2 separate regions of the Mus musculus genome follow, and region 2 is linked to region 1. A link is a loop called in an ENCODE intact Hi-C map of the cell type or tissue named here. Cell type or tissue: left cerebral cortex. All regions are shown on one strand. Links, peaks and the distances in the headings refer to the core of each region. The heading gives the core; the rest is flanking DNA.

What was found. A loop is a pair of places that touch in the nucleus more often than their neighbours do. Peaks named below come from ENCODE experiments on the same cell type or tissue, not always from the same donor. Only the 100,000 strongest peaks of a DNase experiment are listed, where the experiment ranks them.
Region 2: it touches region 1 in a loop (2.0-fold over the local background); 14 of 42 quality-filtered maps call a loop at or near these places.

The regions. Positions count from the first base shown.
Region 1 is chr16:35,814,627-35,820,003 of GRCm38, reverse strand. Hspbap1 (Hspb associated protein 1) reads right to left here. Exons shown (of 8, transcript NM_175111.3): 5 at 2,681-2,852; 6 at 1,242-1,325. Among named protein-coding and RNA genes, the nearest start is that of Hspbap1, 47 kb to the right of the region's middle. In left cerebral cortex, for the core only: a CTCF peak has its summit at 2,513 (motif pointing right); DNase peaks (open chromatin) are centred at 1,498 and 2,518.
Region 2 is chr16:35,761,307-35,766,683 of GRCm38, reverse strand. The region is part of intron 1 of Slc49a4 (solute carrier family 49 member 4); the gene reads left to right. Among named protein-coding and RNA genes, the nearest start is that of Slc49a4, 5.4 kb to the left of the region's middle. In left cerebral cortex, for the core only: no CTCF peak of the experiment used is centred there; a DNase peak (open chromatin) is centred at 2,532.

The sequences.
Region 1 (5,377 bases), core at 313-5,312:
CTGAACCCAGCAATTTCATTTGAAAACGTGTGTGTGTGTGTGTGTGTGTGTGTGTGTGTGTGTTTATGTGTACAGGTTATGTTGGATGCCTTTACTCGTTGTCTAATTTAAGCTTCACAACCATGTCCCTGAGCTGGATCCAGTTACAATCACTGTTTTGCAAGTGAACTTACAAACTGAGCTCTCCTGGAGTGAACCATCTGCTGGAGAGGGCACGGCAGGTGTGAGTTTTGCAGAGGACTCCATTGCACGTTTGCTCCAGCTGCAGCTTCAAGCAGACTTGCTAACTGTGAGGCTGCTGGTCTCCCAGCAGGCTCCCCACTGAGCCCCAAAGGCTTGGTGTCCCCTCTTCCCTAAGCCTGTAAGTACAGCTTCCTGTTTCAGTAATTCTCAGGACCCACATACTCCAAAGCCCTTCACATAACCAAGGGAAACACCTCAACCCAGGGGAGGGTGCCACTGCCACGGACAGCACAGACTTGTCAGGCTGTGGACTGCGGAGGGCAGAGAGGCAAGCAGAGCCCTAAGGAGGAACAGGTTCAATCAGAAGCTCTGGTTAAAGACAGTGCACACAAAACTGAGACTCCGGGTTAGAGAGACAGGTCGAGCCCGACAGCTACTGTATTGTCAAATAGCTCAGGGAGCCAGGATGAAGGTGTTACTGGGAAAAGGGTCCTGGTAGAAATGAATGATAAAAATATAGTGCTGACTGTCTGCACTTTGAGACAATGCATAGGTCAAGATTAGAAATAAGGATCCTGAACCAAGGAACAGATATTTTTATCTGGGATAGTGTGCGACAGAACCAGCAATATAGATGCTTATAGATGGCAGATCCTGCTAGGCCTAACACAATGCTCCTGACACCACTCGAGGAAGACATCAATGTCAGGGCCACTCTGTGTCCTTTCGAGGAGTGACTGGGCACAGGAGTACATGTGCCATAGGAAGCCAAGGGAGGAGGACCAAGTGCCTGAGACCCTAAGTAGAGACACCCCATCTCCAACACAACCCAACCCAACCACGGCAAGCAGAACAAGAGGATGGCACATCTCTAACCTGCATGTTTATCCAGAGAGGACAGACTCACAGAACAAACTCATGCTGTGTGTGAACCAGTGTCACAGAGATCTGGTGAGCCAATGGTCTAGACAGGCTTTGCTTATCTTAGGCATGCGTTCTTTAAAGGACGAAGACAACAACAGCAACAACAACAACAGCAACAACAACAACAAAAGTACCAGCTCAATCCAGGAGTTTATACTGACGGTGACAGGATCAAGAGACTCCACGTAATGCCACCAGTGTCTGGGAACAAACAGAACCTGCAAACCAAAGAAAAGATAGTTACCACAAGAACCGGACATTTCTCTTTCTAGCTGAGACTGCTAAGGGGAAAGAGAGCCAGGGATAAAGCCAAGGGAACAGAGGGAAGGAGGGAAGAAGAACACCCCCCCCCCCCAAGCTTCTCTCCGCCCCCAGCTGCTGTGGTCACGAGCTTACAGCTTTTCACTCCTCTTAACCGGGTGACGTCTGCTCACATCTAACTTTTAGTAAAAGCTTTGAAATTCTTCTTTCCATCGAACAGTAGCTGTGCTCGTTCTGATGGAAGGAAGCATGCAGCCACTTCCCCTTATTTACTGGAAAACCTCCCCGATAAAGGACAGGGTGCAGGGAAAGACTAGAGCAGTCAGAGCCTCAGGCACTGTAGGTAGGAATGGAAAATAGCCACTGTGGAGAACAATATAGTGATCTCACAGAAGACCAACCACACTCTCTGAACCACCCATGCTACTCCTAAACACACGAGAACCTTATAGCAAGTGCACACAGCAGCAACACACATTCCTAACGGCTCTCGAAATCAGCTCAGGAGTAGATCATTATGGTACACCTACATAATCAAGAACTGTCCAGCCTTGAAAACATGTTCTGCATCACAAGTCAGACACAAAAAGCTCCACACTGTTTGGCTGCAGTACATGTAATGCCCAGAACAGGAAAATCTACAGTGATACAGAGTAAGGTAGTAGCTGTTAGGGGCTGGAGGAAGAGGCATGCATGAAGGGAAGTGCCTGGTAGAAGATTGATGCAATGTGGCCCGGTGGATCTGTGTACGTGTGTGGAGAGAACAGGATGAGAGCCAGCAAGGAGGGGGCAAGGAAGGGCAGACAGGATAAAGCTGATGGAGGGAATACAAACTTTTCAAATGCCAAGAAACTGATACAGCAAGCCCCAGTGTTGTAACAGAAAATCTCTCCACGGGGTGGATATGCAGAACACAGTCTCTTTAGAAGGGACTCAGATGTCAGTCATTCTTGCTGAAAATCACCCTCAGTGCACATGCTTCTGAGCACAGGATGCAATGCAGCCTGTGTGCATCCGTCTGGTGGAACAGGTGTTAACTGTGAATATGTTCTAGTACCCACGCCCTGACATGTCTCTTAACCCGAGTAGTAACAATGGCTCCACCTGCTCTGAATTTCCTCGGCAGCCATTCCCTCCCGTGACCAGCAGGAGGAGCTGCGCTCCCTTTCTCCATCTCTCAGGCCAGCAGATGGAGAAGTCCTCCAGTAGCAGGGCCTTGGGAGCCGCTCCTGCCATCTGTACAAGGGAAGCCCAGGCACCAACCGGGCTGTGGTGCCCACTGACAGTTCCTCCCTGTTTAAAGCCCCATTACCTGTCCTGGGCTCAACGTGACCATATGTCTTCGAGCTTTCTGGAACTGGGGGAAACACTTCAAATCAGGGTTGACAACATTGATTTTACTGAACACACTAGACTCTTCGTAAGGAATTCTGGTTGGATAAAGGAAAGGCGTATCTTCAGGAGGAAAGAGATGCCATCTTTTCCTAATGAAAAACAAAACAAAACAAACAAACAAACAAAGCAAGATACAAGTTAGCTCTCAACTTGAGATAAACATGTAAGAAGGTAGCAGCTGAAGGCTCGGTTTTACTAATTTAAATTGACTCCATACAGGAGCGCAGCCTCTCTCTCAAAGCTGACCCCCTGCAGTTGTCTGATGGAAGGTAGGTCTACTGGTGGGTGTCTCACGCTCTCCTGAGGCAGCCCCGCTCCTGGCTGGGATAGGATCTCATTAGTAAGGTGTTTGTTTTTGGACCTTACAGCAAAGCTTGCTTATCACTGACCCTGAAGCTAACCGGAATACTCTTTATCCTATTTCATCTTGTATGTACGTATGTGTGTGGTGTGTCTGTAATGTGTGTTTCTACACATCATGCAGATGCATGTGCACGTGTTGAGGCGAGAGGCCGCCGCTGCCACGTCTGTCTTTCTCATCATTCACTGTCTTAATTCCTCTTTTCCCCCTGGGGTTTGGAGACATGGTCTGATTATATAACTTTATTGGCTGTCCTGGAACTTGCTATGGAGACCAGACTGGCCTCAAACTCATAAAGTTCCTCCCGCCTCTACCTCCAAGTGCTGAGATTAGTGGCCCCTCACCACAATGGTGAGTCACCTTACTTTTTGAGACAAGATCTCTCTCTGAACATAGTGCTCTGACTGGATAGACTGTCAGGATGAGCTCCTGGGACCCTCATGTCTCCTCTGTCCTCTGTCCCTGAGTTACAGAAGGGCACTACGCCTGCCTTTTCCACATGTTGCTGCGCACTGACCGTAAGTCATCATGTTCGTGCCGCAGTCATCTTACCACTGAGCCAGCGCCTCAGCAGGGCTGTGCTCTAATTCTATCCTGAACAAGCCCCCCTCAGCTCTCCACAGCAAACGGCGTCTAGACTGCTCCCTGTCTGGAAGTTAGACATGTTGAATTGATCTATTAAAGATGAGAAACAAATAACTAATGCTACATAACCTAAGGATAATATAACGGAGGATCTTTTAAAAGGAGAAAACTGTTCTTTCCTTTATTTAGGAATGGGGGCAATAAGTCTTATTTCACAAAACTGTAAAGTTCTATATTTTACAGTACTGGAAGGACGAGTGCTGAGGCAAACAGGGAGGAGAGTGAGGACAGCTGATGGGACCAGAGGAAAAGAACGAAGCCCCAGATTTGAGGACAAGCTATAAGGCCCTCCTGAGTGTGAGCCCTGGCAGTCATGGGCACCGCCAGTCCTTTCTGCACAGGGAGACGGCTCTAAACTGTCAAGCGTGTACTGAAGTCTTATTTCACGTTGGAACTGAAGGGTTCACAGAAACAGTGAAGTGCTTGACTTTTCTGGAATCCTAGGGCAGCCTACGAATCTCAGGCACTGGGTCAGAACTGCTGGAGTTTAGGTGCTCGAAGGCGGCCTGGCCTCTCCAGGAATGGCTGTTCTACTCCACCAAACCCACTGCTAGTGCGGGAGCCACTCTCGGGCTAATTCTGAAGGGCTCTGAAGAGGTCATCAATTTCATTTCATTTCTGAAATAGCAGGAGAGGGGGAGAGAGGGAGGGAGGAAGAGAGAGAAAGATCTGCTCGGTACCCCTTGGGCTCATGGAGGCCTAGAACATGCATCTCTTGGCTTCTCCAAGGCAGCACTTCCTAGAGGAACGGCCAACACAGCCAGACTATGCAATCTGCTTTGCTCAGCTTCGCAGGTTGAAATGTGCATGCCCTCCCAGGAGAAGGCCATCACCATGCCATCCCTTGCTCTGAAGCCTCGCATGGTTCTGTACATGCAAGGGATGGAGAACTGTGTTTGGCTGGATGCCAAGACCTTTATGCCCCACCCTGCCTTCTCTATTCAGTCCTACTGTTCCCAGGGCACCATTCACACAGAGTCCTCTGCACACTCCATGATTTCTGGGAACCCTGTGTCCCTTCCATCTGGGTGACAGAGACACTTACTCTGTTTCAAAGCCCCTTGCAGCAAACCACTCTTCCATGGGACCCGTGAGGCACCGTCTCCTCCACCTTTCTGTTCCAGTGCCCCGAAGCCTCCTCCAGGAGCATACAATCTCCCTTCACTGCTGAAGGCCTATAGGTGCCCAGGTGGATCTGCTCTCAGGGCACAGTCCTGACCACCTATTCTAACATGGAACTGGACGAACACTCAACAACAGATTTACTAAAGCTATCTTATCACATCAGAATGCCATGAAAATGGAAAATACACTGTTATAGTAAAACTATATATTTTTTTAATCAAAGGGAAAAAACCTCTGGAATTTCTTTGGCTTGCTTCCTAATTCAGAGCACGTGGAAGAGGCAACTTTAAAGCAATGCTCGCCACATTTCAGTTTCCAAACTCTTAACTCCAAATGGGCCGAGAAGGCTCACGCCCGACTCACTGCTGTCTCCCCCGCAAACAACAGTGTACCTGACAGGTTAGTCTTTAGCAAGGGCTTGTTGAACCAACATGAACTGCTGTGGCTTCCACAGCTTCCCAGTGACATGTGTCCATCCCTGAT
Region 2 (5,377 bases), core at 122-5,121, 53 kb after region 1:
TATTTAGTGACTTGAAGCATTGCTTGTCCCATCTGTCTGTTTTTTCAAGCATGACTTCACTTGTCACCTGAAACATTATGACCTGGAGAAATCGCTGAGACAATGGGTCACTGAAACAACCCGCTGACTGCCTGGATGGCTTCTGTAAACACCTAGCTTGCTTGCCCACCCCACCTCTTGGTTTTGGATAAAAACCGAGTATACAAAAGACCTGGGTTTGAATCATTTCAGGGGCTGTCCTGGCTCTGCCCACCAGAGGCCCCATCTCCCTCTCTTCATTGGTGTGGGGTGCTTAATCCAGAATGATTCCTGTAACACACTGAATGGGGGATTGTCTGTCTGTTTGTTTAGGGGCTTTCTGTTTGCCTTTAAACTGAGTTACAGATTATATTCGGTTTCATTAATGTTTTCACTGTTATTTGTTTTTTGGGTTTTTTTTTTTTTTTTTTTTTTTTTTTGTTTGTCTTCTGTTAAGATTCATTCTAGTTTTTTCAAATACGGAAATTTAAATATGCTCCTTTAAAAGTTGGCCATGTTAAGAGTCACCAGAAAGCAACAATTAAGGAGTTGAGGAGATGGTGCAGTAGGTAGGAGTGCTTGCTGTGATTGCAAGTGAACACGAGTTCAAATCCCTAAGCACCCATGTAAAAGCTGAGCCTGACATCCGAGACAGGAGGATCCCTTGAGCTCCAGTGAGCTTCAGATTCAGTGGAAGACTATCTTTAAAAAGAAGGTGGAAAGTGATAGAGGAAGGCAACCAGTGTACTTCTCTGTCTACCCATGCACCTGCAAACACAGATGTGCACATCACACACAGACCACACTCACACACACACACACACACACACACACACACACACACACACGGAGGGAGAGAGAGAGCTAAAACAAAATTAGAAGAGGCCTAACCATAGCCTTACTAAACTTTGATTTGATTTGGTGAGTGAGATACTCTCCATTCTACAATGCAGGATGAACACACCCACCATAACACTGGGTCTCATGGGTATAAACAAAGAGCACAGAACAGAGAAAACCTGACTGTTAACCACAGATTGTTCCTGGCCACATTTTTTTAAGTGGTAAAGCAGAGGAGACTTCCTTATGATACTGACTTACTAGAAATCTGTCCAGGAAAGACTGGTCTGTTTTGTGCTTTATCTACTTCCTTAAAGTTTTAATTTAACTTTAGCATGAATGACGCTTAGGCTGGCTAGTTTTTATGTCAACTTAATTCAAGCTGGGGTCATCTGGAAAGAAAGAATCCTTTTAGAGAAAATGCCTTTGTAGGTGTGTGTGTGTGTGTGTGTGTGTGTGTGTGTGTGTGTGTGTGAGTGTGTGTGTGTGTGTGTGTGTGTGTGTGAGTGTGTGTGTGTGTGTGTGTGTGTGTGTGTGTGTGTAGGAAGAGAGAGAGAGAAACTGATGTGGGTGTAGGGATTCAAACTCCAGTCCTCTGCAAGAATATATGTTCTAACTGCTGCACCATCTCTCCAGCCCCTGTGGTTCATTTTTTTGGTTGATGATTGATGTGGGAAGGTCCAACCCCTTGAGGACAGTGCCACCCTTGGACTGGTGGTGCTGAATGCTATAAGAAAGCAGGCTGAGCAAGCCATGAGAAGCGAGCCAGTAAGCATATCTCCTTCAGGTTTCTGCTTCAGTTCTTGCTTCCAGGTTCCTTAGTTCCTGCCCTGACTTCCCTCAGTGATGGAATGTGACCTAAAGCTTATAGGCTGAAATGAATCCTTTCCTCGCCAAGCTGCTTTTGGTCATGGTGTTTTTAATTAAGACAATTCAATTTTGGTCTGGTGTGGTCTGGTCTGTTGGGTTCTAATATAGAAACTCAGTCCAAAACAGTCCAAAAAATAATTTTTGTCCAATGGAACAAATACTTTTAAACTTCTTTTTTTCAGTGGCATTTTACTGTTACTTTCTTTTTTAAGATTTATTTATTTATTATATGTAAGTACACTGTAGTTGTCCTCAGACACTCCAGAAAAGGGCATCAGATCTCATTACGAATGGCTGTGAGCCACCATGTGGTTGCTGGGAATTGAACTCAGGACCTTTGGAAGAGCAGTTAGTGCTCTTAACCGCTGAGCCATCTCTCCAGCCCTTACTGTTCTTTTCTAAGCTTATTCTTCTTGCTTCTGTGCTACAGAATGTTAGTTTCTAGTGTACTATCATGAGTGCATCTATCATCCATGGCTGTCTACATTATTACTATTCCCTCTAGAAAATAAGTTGCTTTGGGGAGTATTTCATAGTTCCTATATCTGTATAGTAAATTTAATTTTGTATTTTCCATTGGTTAAAGCAATAAAAAAATGAATTTAAGATTTCTCCCTTGAGCTGGAGAGTGAGTACTAGAGTTTGAGGGTCCCCAGCACACACACTCCACGCACAGATAACCGTCCTCCAGAGTTCTTCCTTTTAGGAATAGTTCTCCTTTTCAGTGAGAGCAGTTAAGACACTTTCATAATGCTGGTGGTGTCTCAACTGCACCCACCCACAGCAAGTTCTCCCTTTCAGTGGCTTGCTCACTGGGAGGTATGCAGCTCTCATTTGTTAGCGTAGAAGCTCTGTTATCTTTCTAAAACGGGTGTTGTACTTTCCACCCCTTTCCATTCACCAGCAAGGAAATAGAAGAACGCGTTAGTGAGATAATAGTGCCCGGCCTGTGCACCCTGGAAAGCAAGCCAGAGAGCGATGAAGGCGATAGCAATACTGAGGTGGGACTGGAGGCTCCCAGAGTCAGGGTCTAGTGAGATGACTGAGAAACAGAGAGGACTGGCAGTGCTTTGGAGAAAAATAAAATAAAGGACAGTCAAGGAGGAAGGGTGTACAGTCTGGTGTAATCTTGTGTGTTCCAGTTTATGTAACCTGCCCCACTGGCCTCACATGGAAGGTATATTTGAGTGGACGCCTGTGGGAAGAGGGAAAGCTAGCATGTGGGACTAGAATGTCTGGAGAGAGACGGGGGGGGGGGGGGGGGGGAAGAGAAAGAAAGAGAGAAAGAATGGCTGTGGTTGGTCTAGTTTAAACTTATCCCTGACTAGCTTACAAATGAATGGGACTCAGACTATGATTATTTTATTTGGCCTTGACAATTACTGGGGTCTGGGAGGGGGGTAGTGTGTCCCTCACTCCCTTCTTGCCCCATCCTTCTCTCTTCCCCTCTCCCCTTTCTCTGCAACCCCCACCCAGGTAACTCAAAACCCATCTACCTCTAATCGCTCCAGTAATTGGCTGTAGACATTTTTATTTAGCCAATTGTCGTGGTTTGTATATGCTTGGCCCAGAGAGTGGCACTGTTAGGAGGTGTGGCCTTGTTGGAGTATGTGTGTCACTGTGGGCGCGGGCTTAAGTCCCTCATTCTAGCGGCCAAGGAGTCAGTCTTCCATTAGCAGCCTTCAGATGGTAAAGAACTCTCATCTCAGCTTTGCCTAGATGCTGCCCTGCTCCCACCTTGATGAGAATGGACTGAACCTATAAACCAGCCCAATTAAATGTTGTCTTTTATAAGACTTGACTTGGTCATGGTGTCTGTTCACAGCAGTAAAACCCTAACTAAGACAGAAGTTGGTACAGGAGACTGGGGTATTGCTGTGATAGGCTTGACCATGCTTTTGTTTAGAAGAATGGATTTTGGGACTTTGGATTTGGAAAGCAGTAGAATGCTTTAAATGGGGCTTAATGGGCCATCCTAGAAGGAATATGGAAGACTTTGTTGCTGAGAGTGATTTGAACTGTGCTGACCTGGCCCAAGAGGTTTCAGAAGAGAAGAATTTCAGTATGTGGCCTAGAGGCTGCTTTTGTGGTATTTTGGTGAAGAATGGGGCTACTTTTTGCCCTTGTCTGAAGAGTCTACTTGAGGCTAAGGTGAAGAGATTTATGTTAATTGCATTGACAAAGGAAGTCTTGAAAAGCCTAGCAAAGACTTTGTTCTTTGGATTAGTCTCATGAAGAACATTCTGAACAAGTGTAGCAAGCTTAGAAAGGAAAAATATAGAATATATGGTTCAAATATTAAAGGGATACCAGGGAGTGAAATGGAGCTGAATCCTGTGTTCTAGGAGATAGCAGATTAAGGGAGTAGGACTTTGGGGCAAGATCCTACCCAGCTAAATTTAGATCCAGGTTGTTCGTACACACCTTTAATCCCAGGAGATAAACCAAGCAGATCTAAATTCAAGGCCATGCTGGGACAGACTAGGTTCTAGGTAAAGAAAAGTTTAAATCCAGGTGTGGTGGCACACACCTTTTTTCCCCAGGAGATAGGCATGCAAATCTCCAAGTTCAAGGTCAATCTACAGAGCAAGATCCAAGACAGTCAAGCTTAAGAGTTGGAAGACAGAAAGCTCCTGACAGTGTAATAGAACAAGGGGGCCATGTTCCAACTCCTGCAAGCAGCAGAACCCCGAATCTTCTGCCACGTGGCTCTGGCTTTAGAATGAAAAATAGAACAGACTATTGGAACAATTGATGCTGGTTAGCTGGAGTTAAGATATTAGTGGTGATTAAGAAGAAACCAGCATCACTGAGGTGACATCTTCTGGGAAGTGTTTTCTGTGAGCACAAAGAAGGTGTGTTCCAGAGAAGACCAAGGTTGTACCTTATGCTTCCCCCACAACCCCCCAGGTCCTTCTCTCTCTCTCTCTCTCTCTCTCTCTCTCTCTCTCTCTCTCTCACACACACACACACACACACACACACACACACACACACACAGATTATGAAAGGAATGACAGGCATTTAAGAGAAATGGCATAGAGATTGGGGGTTTGAAATCCTTGTTAGGTATTCGTGAAGACAGTTGAAACTGTCAGTTGGGTGCATAAATATGAAGTTCGGAGATGTGTATAGGAACTATCCCCTGTAGTGAACTTTGAAATCTCTGGGCCGGGTTAGATATCGGTGAAGAGTGATGGAGATTGAGAACAGGCTCCAGCCTGGATCATCCCAGTACTCAAGAGTTGGGGAAAGAGGAATGAACCCACAGTGAGGACAGAATGGAGCCTTGGATTTAGAACACGAAGCTCTTCGGTGTCATTTGAAAGAATGGCCTCACTGGAGTACCATGGTTAGGTAAGAATGATGTGGGAAAGAAACATTGGAGAGATAGTGAGTGCGGGTGTTGCTTTCAGAAGTCATACCTGAGGGAAAAGAGAACGTGAACAAGAGCTAGAGGGAATGTAGCCACTAAGAATTTTCTTTTAAGTAAAAGAACTTAAAGCATATTTCAGTGATACAGGAGCCTGTGGATACATGAAGAAGAGGGAAATGGATGCTGGGAGGAGAGAGAGGAATTGACATAACTGTGCTTTAGTATTTGTATGATGAGATGCAGTATTTACAGACAGACTAATTGACCTTTGGA